Regions from separate parts of the Homo sapiens genome. Here region 1 is linked to region 2. Evidence: read pairs that join two places in POLR2A ChIA-PET (ENCODE). Cell type or tissue: Panc1. All regions are shown on one strand. Links, peaks and the distances in the headings refer to the core of each region. The heading gives the core; the rest is flanking DNA.

Region 1 (2,908 bases), core at 150-2,649, 100 kb after region 2:
CTCTGCTGAACACGTATTTACATCGGGACAGTGCTGGGTGGCTCAGGGCTGGAGCCAGATAAGCCAGGTGTGGGGCCAAGGGGGTTTGCGGAGAAAGTTTAGTTCACCGTGAGAACCTGGGGCCCAGCTTTGAAGGCCTCCAGGGCCCACTCTGAATAGAACTCGTGATCCCAGGAAGAGAAGTGCTTGGTTTGAGTCTGAGAAGCCAGTGGAGGTTCAGATCAGCTTGCGTGACCGTCACTCTGCAGGAACAGGGAAAGTAAAGTGTCAGACCCAGGACCTGGTGATTTGCAATGAAACCACCACAGTATGGCTGGGGACAGACCCTGGCAGGAGGCAGGATTCCATCCTCCTCCACAGGCTACCTCCACGCTGCATCCTCTTCCCCAAGGTTTGCTGGGAGTGAATGGACCATGGTCCCCATCACTGGGGGGCCTTGTCAATCATTCTGGCTTTTAGTTCTAGAAAGGAAAAACCAACACCAGGCACAGCTGACTTCTCCCTTCATCTTCATGAAGGTCCCTTTTCCTTGAGTTCCATGACACCTTGTTGCTTTTTATTCTGTTCCCCTCAGGCCACAACTTATGAGAATCCTTTGTTGGAGAACTTGTTCCTTTAATTGTGGGTGTTCTTTTTTTTTTTTTTTTTTTTTTGAGATGGAGTCTCGTTCTGTTGCCCAGGCTGGACTACAGTGGTGTGATCTCGGCTCACTGCAAGCTCTGCCTCCCGGGTTCAAGCGATTCTCCTGCCTCAGCCTCCCAAGTAGCTGGGATTACAGGCACTCGCCACCACACCCAGCTAATTTTTGTATTTTTAGTAGAGACGGGGTTTCACCATGTTGGCTAGGCTGGTCTCGATCTCCCGACCTTATGATCTGCCCGCCTCTGCCTCCCAAAGTGCTGGGATTACAGGTGTGAGCCGCCGCGCCCAGCCATTGTGGGTGTTCTTAGCACTCTATCCCTGGCACATTTCTCATTTAATCTTGCATTCACCCCTCAAATCATCCCTGTGGCTTCCAATACCATTTCTATGCCCATATGACTTTCAAATCACCATCTTCTGCCCACCCAGCCTTCTCAGCTCTGGACCTGAGGTCTCACAGGTGCACCCACCTCCACATGCCCCAAACGGAACCCAAGGCCATCTCCCTTCCTGAACCTGCTCCTGCCCTGCAGCACCCCAGCTTCATAAACAGCAGCACCCTTCACCCTGGTTCTCAGGCTGGTACCTTGGGCTTCTTCCTCCATATCCTACTTCCTCCCATGCCTCACCTCCAGTAAATTCCATGTCTGTTCAATTCCAATAAAGATAATAGCTGGCTGGGCATGGTGGCTCATGCCTGTAATCCCAGCACTTTGGGAGGCCAAAGCAGGCGGCTCACAAGGTCAGGAGATCGAGACCATCCTGGCTAATACGGTGAAACCCTGTCTCTACTAAAAATACAAAAAACTAGCCGGGCGTGGTAGCACATGCCTGTAGTCCCAACTACTTGGGAGGTTGGGGCAGGAGAATTATTTGAACCCGGGAGGCAGAAGTTGCAGTGAGCTGAGATCGTGCCACTGCACTCCAGCCTGGGCAACAGAGTGAGACTCTGTCTTAAAAAAAAAAAGAAAAAAAAATTAGCTGGGTGTGGTGGTGTGTGCCTGTAATCCCAGCTACTTGGGAGGTTGAGGCACAAGAATTGTTTGAACCCAGGAGGCGGAGGTTGCAGTAAGCCGAGATCACGCCACTGCACTCCAGGCTGGTGACAGAGTAAGACCCATCTCAGAAAAAAAAAAAAAAAAAGACAATAGCTGATGTTGGCTGAACACTGGCCATGTGCTCAGAGCTTTATAAGCAGAGTCTCCTCTAATCCCTGCCCCCCAACTCTCTATACAGTTGACCCATGAACAATATGGGCTTGAACTATGTGAATCTACTTATACGCAGATTTTTTCCAACTAAATGCGGATGGAAAATATAGTCTTCACAGAATGTGAAACCTGCATATAGAGCAGGGGGACATTTCATACCTGCAGATTCTGCAGGGCTGACTGCAAATTTGAGTATGTGCAGATATGAGTATACATGGGGTTGCTGAAACCAATCCCCCTCGTATACTAAGAGCCAACTGTAGCAGGAATTCATATCACATTATTTAGCATATGAAGAATCTGAGGTGTGCAGGGGCTTACTGACTTGCCTGAAGTCCCAGAGAGATTTAACTCAAGACCATGGGATCCTCAGACTCTCCAGGTTACCAGATACCCCTGAACCTCCATAGGGGCTGGTGCACTGCTTCTCGCCTGGGTATTGGCCCTGCCTCGTCTCTTCTGCATGCAGTAACCAGAGGGAACTCTCAAAATGAAACACTGATGTTGTCACTCCTCTCCCTGAACCCTTACAGTCTCCCCATTGCTCCTGAAACAAAGTCCTTATTTTTCTTTGAGATGGAGTTTCACTCTTGTTGCCCAGGCTGGATGGCAATGGCATGATCTTGGCTCACTGCAACCTCTGCCTCCCAGGTTCAAGTGACTCTCCTGCCTCAGCCATAGCTGGGATTACAGGCATGTGCTACCACACCCGGCTAATTTTTGTATTTTTAGTAGGGTTTTGCCATATTGGTCAGGCTGGTCTCAAACTCCTGACCTCAGGTTATCCGCCCACCTTGGTGTCCCAAAGTCCTGGGATTACAGGCACGAGCCACCATGCCAGGCCCAAAGTCCTTATTTTTCAACAAACATTAGTTACAGGCATTGAAGACCCTGCGTGAATGAGACATGTTCCTGCCCTCATGGAACTTACATTCTAGACTGATGACAGGTAATAACTGAATAAATAGACAACTTAATTGCATAGAGTGGTAGGTGATACTGAAGAAAATAAGGCAAGGTAAGGGATGGAGAGTGATCTGGGAGGGGTGAGTATT
Region 2 (2,908 bases), core at 118-2,617:
AACTGGGAGGGTGTTTTTGTATGAGATCAACATTACAGCCAGGCATGGTGGTGCACACCTGTAATCCTAGCTACTTGGGAGGCTGAAGTGGGAGGATTGCTTGGGGCCAAGAGTTTGAGGCTGCATTGAACTATGATTGTGCCACTGCACTCTAGCCTGAGCAACATAGCAGGATCTCATTTTATATTTAAAAAAATCCCAAAACATATTGGTAAACTCTGAGTAAAGCAGAGGCCCTCTCTAATGTCGGTGGGTCTCATCCAATCAGTTGAAGATCTAAGTAGAACAAAAAGACTGGCCTTCCCAAGCGAGGGAAGTTATCCGGCAGAACGCCCTGGGACTTCTCTGCACCTTCCGCTCTCCTGGGTCTGGACTGTGCTGGCCCACGCCTTGGGTTTAGGACCTGCCAGCCTCCACAATCACGAGCCCATTCCTCAACGTGAAACTCTTCCTCTCTCTACACACATCCTGTTGGTTTTGTTTCCCTGGAGAACTGTAATACAGCATGTCCCGCTGATCCTGGCTTATTTGTACCAGATCTTAGACTTTCAGTCAAGGGGCCCTCATAGATAAACTGCTTCAATCTTCCAGGAAACCCCTATACCAAAAACTCATGCTGCTCGGCCCGCCTCTCAGCGCCTTCTTGGTGTGCTTGGGCGCCATCTAGTGCCTACCGCAGGCACTGCGATGACCTACCCGCCTCTTTCATCTCTATCATCACCGGTTTAATTCCTTAAGCACATATTAGTAGACCTCCATATTCGTGTGCATCATTCGCTCTTCTGTTCGCTCAACAAACATTTAGCGAAGGTTTGTTTATGCACAAGGCATTGCCACAGATGCAAGACCGCCCAGCAGGTGGCTTCTCCCCTTTGTGGAACTCACAGATCAGCTGGAGACAGGGAATAAATGCAGATTACAGTCAGGTGAGAGCAGGGCCACGCGGAAAGCATGATAAAGAGCTCAGGAGCTAAGGGGGTGAGCAAGGGGGACTGCGGGGAGGGCCACTGTCGATGCAGTGTTTACTGCGTTCCAGGCGTGGAGTGGGCTCTGGACACACAGGGGTGACCGTCACTCCCCGTAGCAGCATCCAGCCTGCTGGGGCCTCCTCTCCCCTGCTTGCATTCGGATTGCGCTCTAGGACAGTTCGTGATGGTCCCCAGGCCACAGCACCGAGAATGACTTCCTTGCATTTGCCAGAGTGTGGCAGTGGTTCTTCAAAAATCAGGCTCTGCACTTGGAAGCTCCAGGCGAGACACTTGGGCTGCAGCTCCTGAGGGCTGCCTTGCTGGGAAGGGGTGGGGACGTCCCGCCGGGGATCAAGGTGAAGGTGGGTGTGTGGCCGGATCCCTGCTTGTTTCCTGCTCCCTAGGGCCTAACTCCTCACCCCTCACTCTGCTGAGAATTGATGAGGAGGAAACAAGGGGAAGGCTTTGGGTCCTCGTACCCCTGTTGTCCAGGCTCCCGCCCCGTTCGGACGACCAGCGCTTCCCGGCTCCCCGTCATGCTTCCCCATGGGACTCCAGTCAGCAAGGATCCCGCTGAGTTCACACGTGCTCAGGGAGTGGCCCTGAGACTTGGGTGCTCCTTCCCATGAGGCTGACTGTGCTGGCGAAGCCACTGTAAGCCAGTAGTAATGATCACTCCGGGCCTACTGTGTGCTAGATGCTGAGTGCTGTTACTTAAGTCACCTCTAACCCTCTAACCTTTTTTTTTTTTTTTTTTTTTTTTTTTTTGAGACAGAGTTTCACTCTTGTTGCCCAGGCTGGAGTGCTGTGGCACAATCTCGGCTCACTGCAACCTCCGCCTCGCGGGTTCAAGTGATTCTCCTGCCTCAGCCTCCTGAGTAGCTGGGATTACAGGCATGTGCCACCATGCCCGGCTAATTTTGTATTTTTAGTAGAGATGGGGTTTCTCCATGTTGGTCAGACTGGTCTTGAACTCCCGACCTCAGGTGATCTGCCCGCCGCGGCCTCCCAAAGTGCTAGGATTACAGGCGTGAGCCACCGCGCCCGGGCAGTCACCTCTAACCCTTCTAAACCTTTCTAGGTGGTGTTCTTGTTTCACACGGATGTGGCAATTGGCTCAGAGGGTTGAGGTCATTAACAGGAGAAGTGAGGCGGGGGCGGTGGCTCAGGCCTGTAATCCCAGCACTTTGGGAGGCCAAGGCAGGTGGATCACTTGAAGTCAGGAGTTTAAGACCAGCCTGGTCAACATAGTGAAACCCCATCTCTACTAAAAATACAAAAGTTAGCCGGGCGTGGTGGCGCGCGCCTGTAGTCCCAGCTGCTCGGGAGGCTGAGGCAGGAGAATCGCTTGAACCCGGGAGGCGGAGGTTGCAAGATCACACCACTGCACTCCAGCCTGGGGGACAGAGCAAGACTCCGTCTCAAAAAAACAAAACAAAACAAAAAAACCCCAGCAGAAGTGAGCATGGAGCTGACTGAGGTTGGCCTGGTTCCAAGTCCCTGTCCTCATATACCCATTCCTGCTGCCCAAGCAGGCAGTTGTGGTGGATGGGAGAAGGCAGGGGGGTTCCTTGCGAGCTTATGGCTTCTCTCTCTCTCTCTCTTTTGAGATAGGGTCTTGCTCTGTTACCCAGGCTGGAGTGCAGGGGCACCATCATAGATTGTTGCAGCCTCCAACACCTGGTCTCAAGTGATCCTCCCACCTCAGCCTCTCGAGTAGCTGGGACTACAGGCATGCACCACCATGCCCGGCTAATTTTTAGATTTTTTGTAGAGATGGGATCTTGCTATGTTGTCCGGGCTGGTCTTGAACTCCTGGCCTCAAACAATCCTCCCGCCTTGACCTCCGAGGTGCTGGGATTACAGGCGTGAGCTACCATGCCTGTATTGCATCTCTTTTTTTTTTTGAGACGGAGTCTTGCTCTCGTCAACCAGGCTGG

What was found. ChIA-PET counts read pairs that join two places held together with the same protein. Peaks named below come from ENCODE experiments on the same cell type or tissue, not always from the same donor. Only the 100,000 strongest peaks of a DNase experiment are listed, where the experiment ranks them.
Region 1: POLR2A ChIA-PET joins it to region 2 with 12 read pairs; 10 of 35 experiments call an interaction of 5 or more read pairs at or near these places.

What each region holds. Positions count from the first base shown.
Region 1 is chr1:234,991,428-234,994,335 of GRCh38, reverse strand. No RefSeq gene overlaps it. Among named protein-coding and RNA genes, the nearest start is that of LINC03108, 12 kb to the right of the region's middle. In Panc1, for the core only: no CTCF peak of the experiment used is centred there; no DNase peak of the experiment used is centred there; H3K27ac peaks cover 2,403 bases.
Region 2 is chr1:235,091,768-235,094,675 of GRCh38, reverse strand. No RefSeq gene overlaps it. Among named protein-coding and RNA genes, the nearest start is that of LINC01348, 23 kb to the right of the region's middle. RefSeq lists enhancers at 636-795, 761-1,344. In Panc1, for the core only: a CTCF peak has its summit at 667 (motif pointing left); no DNase peak of the experiment used is centred there; H3K27ac peaks cover 1,845 bases.